2 separate regions of the Homo sapiens genome follow, and region 2 is linked to region 1. Evidence: chromatin loops called from intact Hi-C (ENCODE). Cell type or tissue: Caco-2. All regions are shown on one strand. Each heading gives the region's core, and the rest is flanking DNA. Links, peaks and the distances in the headings are about the cores only. Region 1 overlaps FOXO1 (forkhead box O1). Region 2 overlaps FOXO1 (forkhead box O1).

Region 1 (5,380 bases), core at 235-5,234:
AAAATAGTGCACAATAATAAGAAAATGCTAACAATCATATTTAGTTTTTGCATTTTTTAATTTGGATTTATTTTTTGACTAGTTTGACATTTTTGGGTTTTTGAACTGTTTTGCATCTAAGTATACATGGTGGAAAGAACTTTTTGTGATGCCTTTACTAGTATTATCAGTACAGAGTATCAACAGTTGGGAAGAGCTACAAAAGGGAACTCTTAGCCGGTGTGTATTTTGACCTGAGGAAGGGAGTGTTCTGTTGCTACCAACTAAAAGTTTATGAGTGTGCTTCTGTTTCCTGAATGTAATCAGCACCTCCATCAATAATTATCCCTGTAGGGGAACACAATATGGCTTTCCTCTACTGTAGGTTCTTTGACTGAGCCAATAATTAAATTGACATAAGGCAGACTAACAAGATAAAAAAAAAATTGTATTTTCTTATGCACTGGTGACTCGAAGAAGAGTCAGATGATTGAAACTTATAGAGCATCCTCAGCTATAAGTTAATGGGGATTATACAGATAAAGGGGAAAAGACAAAGAGACTCTTACCACTCTTGCTTTGACCAGACTCTGCAGGCATAGATGTGGGAGCCCAATGTGGTAAAAAGTCTTAGCTACAGCTGGCGTTTTGTCAGGGTCTCAGGATCCTGCAGCTGGAACAGTCCTGGAGCTAGTAGTGTTCCAGCCAGTGAAGGATGCTCCACATTGGGCACCAGAAGCTATATAGCAGGGAAAAATGGCTTCCCCCCATCCTTCTAGGTTCTTTGGGCTGGGCCATGATTTAAATTGACACTAGATAGCTGGGCGCGGTGGCTCATGCCTGTGATCCTAGCACTCTGGGACGCTGAGGCTGGTGGCTCACTTGAGCTCAGGAGTTGGAGTGCAGCCTGACCAACATGGTGAAACTCCATCTCCACTAAAAATACAAAAACTAGCCAGATGTGGTGGTGCACGGCTGTAATCCCAGCTATTTGGGAGGCTAAGGCATGAGAATTGCTTGAACCCAGGAAGTGGAGGCTGCAGTGAGCTGAGATCACGCCACTGCACTCCCGCCTAGGTGACAGAGCAAGATTCCATCTCTGGGCAGGGGAGGGGAAGAAATAAATAAATTGACACATGGTAGACTCTAACAGGAGAAAATGTCATTTTATTTATACTTATGTTTGCACAAGAGTCCCACAAAATGTAATGCAGGTTGCATGATTGAAGCTTATATTGTATACTGAGCTAAGAAAAGAATTAGGGTTTGAGGTTTTTGGTGGGGTGGTGGCCACACAAGTTAAAGGAGGATGAGGGGAAGAATTATATGGTGAATAAAGATTGTCTTGCTCTTGGGGATAAAGTCTCTCAGGTAATAAAAGTTGTCTGGAGCAGTCCTAATCCTAGTACAGATACTTTACTAATGTAGACTTCCTTTATGGATGCAAATTTCTTTTACAAAAGGACAGCTTTTCTTGTCTACTCTGGTGTCTGCAGTTTCACAGAATAACCAGCTCAAAATATGCCAAGGAAGTATATTTTGGGGTGGCATATTCTGATCTCCTACAGTCATATTTTGGGGTAGTGTGTCCTGGGCCCCAACATCCCTTTTGAATTGTTACGAAGTTCAGGCCGGGCGCGGTGGCTCACGCCTGTAATCCCAGCATTTTGGGAGGCTGAGGCAGGTGGATCACTTGAGGTCAGGAGATCGAGACCACCCTGGCCGACATGGTGAAACCCTGTCTTTACTAAAATACAAAAAATTAGCTGGGCGTGGTGGCACATGTCTGTAATCCCGGCTACTTGGGAGGCTGAAGCAGGGGAATCTCATTAACCCGGGAGGCGGTGGTTGTAGTGAGCTGAGATTGCGCCACTGCACTCCACCCTGGAGACAGAGCCAGACTCCGTCTCAAAACAAAACGAAACAAAACAAAAATGAATTGTTATGAAGTTCAAATGTCCAAAATTCGATGAAGCGGAGGGAAATTGGTTAAGCTAGAATTTTATAATATTCACCTTTTAGAAGTCACAGTAGTTGGCTGGGCGCAGCTCACGGCACCAACACTTGTAATCCCAGCACTTTGGGAGGCTGAGGTGGGCAGATCACAAAGTCAGGAGTTTGAGACCAGCCTGGCCAATATGGTGAAACCCCATCTCTAGTAAAAATACAAAAATTAGCACTCCAGCCTGGATGACAGAGCGAGACTCCATCTCAAAAAAAAAAAAAAAAAGGTCACAGAAGTCAACTTTTGCTTTAAAAAAGAAAACCACAATTCCTTCACACCCCTCAAATAATCAATTAATAGGCTTGCTTTTTGTTCATTAATTTTTTTATTTCCCATCTAAGGCTGATATCCATCATAGACTAATTAAAATTGTAGATTGTGGGGAGTCTATCTGTTCTGTTCTCAATTATTCACTAAATGGAGAGTGCCATGACTTTTTTTTTTTTTTTTGAGACGGAGTTTCCCTCTTGTTGCCCAGGCTAGAGTGCAGTGGCGTGATCTAGGCTCATCACAACCTCTGCCTCTTGGGTTCAAGCAATTCTCCTGCCTCAGCCTCACCGGAGTAGCTGGGATTACAGCAAGCGCCACCATGCCCGGCTAGTTTTGTATTTTTAGTAGAGACAGGATTTCTCCATGTTTGTCAGGCTGGTCTCAAACTCCAGCTGCCTTGGCCTCCCAAAGTGCTGGGATTACAGGTGTCAGCCACTGCACCCGGCCAGTGCCATGACTTTTGAGGGTGCACATCTAAATGGCTGATATTAAAAATGAGTACTTTTTGATCACTTCCTACTCCCCTTCCCTAGTTTTTCATCTCTTCTTTGCTTTCCTTCTCATTTTCGGCCCCCTCATTTAAAATATTTGACTTGAATAAATTTCTCTAACTTTAATTAGATGAAAAGTTTCTTTAAAGGTCATTGCTGGTTGCTGGTGTGAGTTTTAAGTTTGCTACAACAACCCTGTTTTACTTATTACTGCCTTTAGAAATAGTCATTGTTATTAATAGAACTGATCCCATTTAGAAATATTTGCAGGTGGTGATGATACACTTCACCCTGGGCGTGAACATGATGCAAGTCACCTTAAGGCCTGTAAAGAGGAAATCCACAAGGAGAATGACTTAGGGGAGTGAGCTAAATGGAAGTTACCTCTGTGTACTTTCACCTTTTAAACTGAAAATATGTAAGTATGTGTTTGTCTTACCATAGTTTTACTACCTTCATAGTGTTCTGGTAAATAGGACCTTTAAAATGAGCAGGGAAGGGGAGGGAAACAGTTTTTCTGGCAGCTGATAGTCTGGATATATAGATGTAAATTTCCACTGAAACTGCACCTACCCAATCCTTTTCCTACTGTGACATGTCATTAACTCATATTTGACTTTTGGGAGGAGAGAACTACAAACTCATGCAGAAATACCAAGGTGTGAGGTAAGAAGTCATAGCCATTTCAGTATTCTAGATGTGCATGTCACCAGCTGTTGTCATTGAGCTAAATGCCTTTGTGTTTTCAGTGTTGTCTCGACTCTGTCGCCAGCAGTAGTCTGGTTTAGTCTGGTTTAGCAAATTCTGCAGCCTTCCTGCCTCATCTGTGTTGAATGCTAAGATTAGTAACTTTGAGATGAGTAGTGTTGGCTGCCTTCACATTCTGAAGTTCTTAATTTTAACTTCTGGCTTAGAGAATATGAGACCATGGACTGGATGGAGAAGTCTCTTAACATTAGTAAAAGGAGTTAAATTCTCAGGGTGGTTTCGCTTTTGTGCTTGAATGAGGATGGGAGAGAATACTGCCATTCTCTGTGTTTTGGGTGAATAATCCCAAAGACATTTTATATGTTGAGAGTTTAGAGGTTTGACCCAATCAAACCGGGAATTGTATAACTGGGATGTCCAATACCAAGGCCTCTAAGCTCCTGAAAAACACTTTAGAAGTTCCTGAGCCATCATTGTATGTGTGACCTGGTATATCCCACCGGACTCACGTGCAGGTCTTAACATTGTGATTTTTTTTCTCTGGCTCTGGTTAGATTTGGCTTTTACTCTATCTCTGGCTTCTAATCGGTCCTCCTTTCATTCTCCCACCCTACTTTTCTCTCCTAGTAAATTTTTCCTTTCTGTTAGAGGCAGTAAAGTCCTCACTCTCCTTGTCAGTCCACATGGAAGCTTTGCCTACTTGGCTCCCCTTGGGGTGCGGTGAGGTGAGAGGAGGAGTCTAGTCCTGTGCTAATCGCAGATTGTTGGGGACATGTGTTTCAATTTCCTTTGTCTCAGTTTTCCCACCTGTAATTTTGGAGCATGATAATGGGCCATCCAGTGCTAGTGTCTGCAAAACTTGCTTCGAGATCACTGGACAAAAGGTGCTGGTTAGATATATTTACTGGCATGCCCTGGGAGGATGTCTTTAGATCACTACAGTATTCCAAAACTCACGTTGGGGTCACGTCAGAATGATCAGAATTCCCTCTAGCATTTGCTCTTTATAATGCACTCATGAGCCTAACTTAGATCTGTAATTTTGCAGTAAATATTAGGAGTTTTTGGTTCTGTTTCTGCATTGGTAACCAGATAATTCCTATTTAGACAAGTCACATCACTGCGGTACTAGCATCGTCATCTGTAAAATGGGGATAATGATACTGCTGGGAAGTACTTGTAGGACAAGTTGAGGTGCTCAAAGGAAGGAGCTGTGTAATTATGCTGTATTATACAGCAATAGCATTAGCCAAAATACTTGGACTTAAAGCTTAGCACACCTGAGATTCTGGGGTTTTCTTTTTCTTTTTTTTTTAAATTACGGACATTAGGATTATATGGAATATTTTTACATAAAAACATAAGATCAGAACCAAAGAAAGAATCAAAACCTTTAGACCTATCTTTCCTAGCATTCCTAGTAATTGTGTAGCAAGTTTGATAAGGGTGCTCTGGCAGACTTATATTGTTTTTGTGCTTTGGAAGAACTTCTGATGGGATGGGGAAATAACCTGGCAGCATGAGAAAGTGGAATATAAAATTGTATATCAACTGATTTCAATTATGTGAAGTATCTTAGGCTCTACTGTATAGCTGTACTCGGGAGGAAATACACCCAGAGTTTGCAGTGGGTTGTATTTGGAGTGTATAAATACGGGTAAGTTATACATATGTATCTTCTTTTCTTTTTTTTTTTTTTTTCTTTTTGAGACGGAGTCTCACTTTGTCACCCAGGCTGGAGTACAGTGGAGCGATCTTGACTCACTGCATCATCTGCCTCCCGGGTTCAAGCAATTCTCCCACCTCAGTGTCCTGAGTAGCTGGGATTACAGGTGCCTGCCATCACACCTGGCTAATTTTTGTATTTTTAGTAGAGACGGGGTTTCACCATGTTGGCCAGGCTGGTCTCAAACTCCTGACCTCAAAT
Region 2 (5,380 bases), core at 324-5,323, 61 kb after region 1:
ATGAAAGGCCTTAAAGTTTACCCCTGGAAGTCAACCTAGGGTGGCACAGAGGCAGAGACCCATTACCACCATCAACCCTCTGGCCCTTTTAAAAGGTGGGGAGAGGCTACTGTGAACACTGAAGACAGCACTTTAGTTGGATGGACTTCATAATTAATGTCTCATTAAGTGAAGACTTCCGTTTCATTTGGCTTTCCAGACCATTCGGTAGAAATGCAGAGGAATGGAGGGAGAACAGTGCATCTCAGTTGGCAGGCAGGAAGAGCAGATGTGGAAGAAGCAACAAAGATTTTCTCCAAGCACTTGAGCCGTGCTTTAGGTATAGATGGACTGTCTTTGGGGCCATCCTAGTAATCAACATGGTTAATGGCAGCTTCTCTCTCTGTCCTTGAGTCTTTTAGCAAAAATAAGTTTTTATTTGACTCCTCAAGCAAGGGTACCCAGCCTTGGAGAGGAGATGAAATTAAGATAAATCTTTATTTTTTCTTATTTGTATTTGAAGGGGAAGTTTAAAACTAGTCATGTAAATAGCTGTTTGGCTTATCTGGACTTTCCAGTCATTTTTGTTTTCCTTCCTTTCACGGATAATCAATCTTTCACTATCTGTTCGTATTTGCTTCTTATTGTGGTCTCCTGCTCCGCCCTGCCCACTCCCACTTTTTTTTTTTTTTTTTTTACTTTGTTCTGAGCCCTTCTCAGGCAGAGGAGGTCAGGCAGGTACACGTGCCTTTGGGAAGAAGGTGGTGGAAAAATATGGAATAATGAGCCCTTCTGACTTTGGATTCAGCAATTTAACATTGGTGCAGTAGGTGGAGTTATTCTTGGAGTCCCAGTTTGAAGATTGCTGTGCAGAAACCCATCTGTGCTGCTGGTTGCCAACATTTCTGGTACAAATATTGTCATTTGCTCTTGAGGCAATCTGCTATTTCAGTCCTAGATGCAGTTTTGTAATATGCTGGGTAAAATAGCAGACAAAAAATATCTTAAGTGGTGGTATAATCTTCAGTTTAAAAACACTTTAGCAATGTTTCCAGTAGAGGATTGTTCAACGTGTCTCCTTTCCTTGGCTGTAAACATAATCTAAATTCATTTTTCCTCGTTTGCCTGAGCCACGGTTCCCTTGTGCTGACTTTGCATGTCAGTAACTTCCGTACCCATCAGAGAGGAAAGACAGAGGGGCAGTCTTGTGCAGGTAAAAGGTTTAAGTAGTAACATTTCCTTAAGATTGCACCCTGTAGAGGTTTAGCATTCCATGATCATTCTGTTGATAAGCAAATGAGAAATGAGTAACTTGCTCAAAAGTTACTTGGTTACAAAAATTGTCAAAACTGATACTACACACTATTTCCCATTTGGTACCTTTTATCCCTACACACTATTTCCCATTTGGTGCCTTTTATTCCAGACTGCAAGAGTCATATCTTCTGTGCAGGCTGCTGAACAGCTTCACAAGGGGGTGCCTCTGTTGCCTGTGAGGAGTAGGTGTTCTTGATGGGATTGGGGTCTCCCTGGAAACCCGGGGATGGGACTGTGCCACCATTTTATTGGGCTTTTGTTATTAAGCCCTTCTTAGAGAGAGAAAGCATATCCTGTAGGAAGTAGTATGTTTCCTTCTGTTTCTGTGGCTTTCTCAGTTTCTTCCCATCTTGATGCATAGTGAGAAATCCATTTTACAGTATGACTCAGTGCACATATGCACACAATGATAGAAGAGTTTTACAAAATAGTACTGTGCTTAGCCATTTATGTAAGACTGTTTTGTTATTATTTACAGAAATGCTAGCCACAATCCTCTCAATTGGTTTCACTATTTTATGGATTGTGATCCAGAGTTTTAGCCTGAGGGCTTTCCCACATTCTTTCAAGACCTTTGTGTCATGGCAGCAGCCTTGAAGTTAGGGGAAACAGGTAGATGAATCCATATATGGAGAATTGGCCATATATGGGAAATGAGGAGGGAGTTCACAGGTCAGTCACTTGAACACACAATGATTTGGGCTGAGCCAGTTTTTAAGTAGCCCCTCTCTGGATTGGTCTCAAACATGGAACTAGTTAAACTTACGTACTAAATCAAACAGACCCAAAAGACACCGTTTGTTTTTTAAGTCTTGCTGGCACAGACTAGCTAGGATAGGGTTTTTCATCCATCTGGACATCTTGTCGTTTAGCTTTTGTATACAACCCTTGAAAATGGGCAGCTGCTGGGTCCACTTTCCTGGATGAGGTTTCTTGCTTCTTTCTTTTGAGATTAACCTGAGTAGGGCTCACCTGAATCAATTATTTCCGCAGAAGCTTTCATCTCATGAAAGCGCATTCCACTTTTCATGTCTTCAGGGCAAATACGAATTGCACTTCCACCCTGAAGTCAGAACTGTAAAGGAATTTTAGGTGTTATCAATGTTTGATAAGAAGTGATTACCCTTTCTCTGCAGAGCTGGAACAGCTGAAGCTGGTGTGATCTGGCTGGGAGAAGGCTGTGCTCTGGAATAGTGTCCTTTCCACTGAGTCCCTGACTTGCCTGTTGGCATATGGAGCAGTAATCTTTTCAAAACTCCATTGTGAAGTTGGCTGTGTGTGTGTGTGTGTGTGTGTGTGTGTGCGCGCGCGCAGAGGAAATACTTACATACTAAAGGGGAAAGCGGGGGAGGAAAATTCCAGGAAATTGCAAGGTGAGGTTGACATTCCTTATTCTCTTAACTCTTGCTTCTGTTTTTCTTTCTGAAAAACAATGATGACTTAAAATTTGATCCCAGAACCAACTGGCTTTTTATCCGTAAGATTACAGTTGTGTTTTTTAGACATCCTTTCATAAATATCTAATGAATTGCCTTTTATTATTTGGTGTTAATGACCAAAAGTACCACTAACATAGTGTTTCTCATACTTGCCTGTCATATAAGATACTTGTTAAGAATATTCTGGGACTTCATCTTCCTCTTGTTAAATCAGAATCTACCTGGAATAACATAGTTACCTTATTTTCTTAGAATAGTAGAACTGAAAAGAATCTTACACATGAAAGTAGTTCAGGTGTTCCCAAACCTGGCTCCAGTACCATGACTGCTTTAATAGATTGCCAAGCTGCGCTTCATACCTAGTGAATCATAACATCCGAAGCTTCCTAGAAGAGTCGGACCATTAGACTGGAGGGATAACTACTCGCTTATTCGGTTGCCTTCAGGAAAGGGGAATTTATGTGCTTGGTTATTGGGCTGATTAATAGCAGGACAAGAAATCTTATTGTCTCTGTAGATTCATCCAAATAATATCCAAATATATATATAATGTTTGTTTGAGATGGGGTCTCACTTTGCCCCCCTGGCTGGAGTGCAGTGGCACAATCACAGCTCACTGCAGCCTCAACCTACCCGGGCTCAGGTGATCCTCCTACCTCAGCCTCCTGAATAGCTAGGACTATAGACACGTGCCACTGCATCTGGCTTTTTTTTTTTTTTTTTTTTTTTTTTTTTTTTGCATTTTTTGTGGAGATAGAATTTCTCCATGTTGCCCAGGCTGGTCTTGAACTCCTGGGCTCAAGCCATATGCCTACCTTGACCTCCCAAAGTGCTAGGATTACAGGTGTGAGCCACCATGCCCAGCCCCAAATAATATTTACATTTCAGGTACTGACTAGGTAGGTGAGTGGGGGCAGTTTTGAGATGGGTGAGCAAGGTCTCTCTGCCTTGGAGGTATATGTGGATTGTTATTCAGCCTTTCTCAAGGGATGAGTTTTAGAGAGTGGAATTAGACTCACTTGAGGAGCTTTTTATTAAAAAAAATTCTAATACCCATATAAGACTGCAAACTTAACTGATAAATGTTTGTTCTCACTGCTCCACCAACCTGCCATTCCCCATCTGTCTCCCCCTCTTCAGGGTTCCCTATCCCTGAGACAAAACAATATTGAGATTAGGCCATTAAAACCCCCACAATGGCTTCTACATGTTCAAATAAAAGGAAGAGTCACACCATCTGATCTCACTCACTGTAAATCAAAGGCTAGAAATGATTCAGCTTAGTGAGGAAGGCATGTATAAAGCCCAGATTGTCCAAAAGCTAGGCCTCTTATGCCAGTCAGCCAAGTTGTGAATGCAAAGGGAAAGTTCTTGAAGGAAATTAAAAATGCCATTCCAGTGAACACAAATTATAAGAAAGCAAAACAGCCTTATTGCTGATCTGGAGAAAGTTTTAGTGGTTTGTATAGAAGATCAAAACAGTCACAACATTCCTTTAAGCCAAAGCCATGTTCAGAGCAAGGCCGTAACTCTTAAATTCTGTGAAGGTTGAGGGAGGTGAGGAAGCTGCAGAAGAAAAGTTTGAAACTAGCAGAGGTTGTTGGTTCATGAGGTGTAAGGAAAGAAGCCATCTCCATAACATGAAAGTACAAAGTGAAGGAGCAGCAAGTTATCCAGAAGATGTAGATAAGACCATTGATGAAGGTGGCCACACTAAACAACAGATTTTCAATGTAGATGAAGTGGCATTCTATTGGAAGAAGATGCCATCTAGGACTTTCATAGCTAGAGAGGAGAAGTTAATGCCAAGCTTCAAAGAACAGGTTGTGATTCTCTTATTAGGGGGGTAATGCAGCTGGTGGCTTGAAGTTGAAGCCAATGCTCATGGACCATTCAGAAAATTCTAGTGCCCTTAAGAAGTATGCTAAATCAACTCTATCTGTGCTCTGTAAATGGAACAACAAAGCCTGAGCGACAGCACATCTGTTTACAGCATGGCTTACTGAATATTTTAAGCCCACAGTTGAGACCTACTGCTCAGGATGAAAGATTCAAAATATTAAACTGCTCAATGATAATGTACCTCCTCACACAAGAGCTTTGATGGAGATGTACAAGCAGATTAGTGGTGTTTTCTTGTCTGCTAACACAACATCTGTTCTGCAGCCCATGGGTCAAGAAATAATTTTGACTTTCAAGTCTTATTATTTAAGAAATATATTTTATTAAGGCCCAAGTTGCCATAGTGATTCCTCTGATGGATCTGGGCAAAGTAAAATTAAAAATCTTCAAGAAAGGATTTAGCATTGTAGATGCCATTAAGAAATTTGTGGTTCATGGGAGGAGGTCATAATAGCAATATTAATAGAAATTTGGAAGAAGCTGATTCCAGTCTTCATGGATGACCTGGGAGGGGTTCAAGATTTCAGAAGAGGAAGTAGATGCAGATGTGGTGAAAACATCAAAAGAACTAGAATTAGAAGTGGAGCCTGAAGATGTGATTGAATTGCAGCAATCTCATGATAAAACTTGAACTCATGAGGACTTGCTTCTTACGGATGAGCAAAGAGAGTGGTTTCTTGAGATGGAATCTACTTCTGGTGAAGATGCTGTGAATGAACATGGTTGAAATGACAGTAAAGGCT

Evidence for each region. A loop is a pair of places that touch in the nucleus more often than their neighbours do. Peaks named below come from ENCODE experiments on the same cell type or tissue, not always from the same donor. Only the 100,000 strongest peaks of a DNase experiment are listed, where the experiment ranks them.
Region 2: a loop joins it to region 1, with 5 times the contacts of the local background. A loop is called at or near these places in 12 of 110 quality-filtered maps.

Annotation. Positions count from the first base shown.
Region 1 is chr13:40,643,122-40,648,501 of GRCh38, reverse strand. All of the region lies in intron 1 of FOXO1 (forkhead box O1), which reads left to right. Among named protein-coding and RNA genes, the nearest start is that of FOXO1, 21 kb to the left of the region's middle. In Caco-2, for the core only: no CTCF peak of the experiment used is centred there; no DNase peak of the experiment used is centred there.
Region 2 is chr13:40,582,563-40,587,942 of GRCh38, reverse strand. The region is part of intron 1 of FOXO1 (forkhead box O1); the gene reads left to right. Among named protein-coding and RNA genes, the nearest start is that of FOXO1, 81 kb to the left of the region's middle. In Caco-2, for the core only: no CTCF peak of the experiment used is centred there; DNase peaks (open chromatin) are centred at 1,902 and 2,452; H3K4me3 peaks cover 166 bases.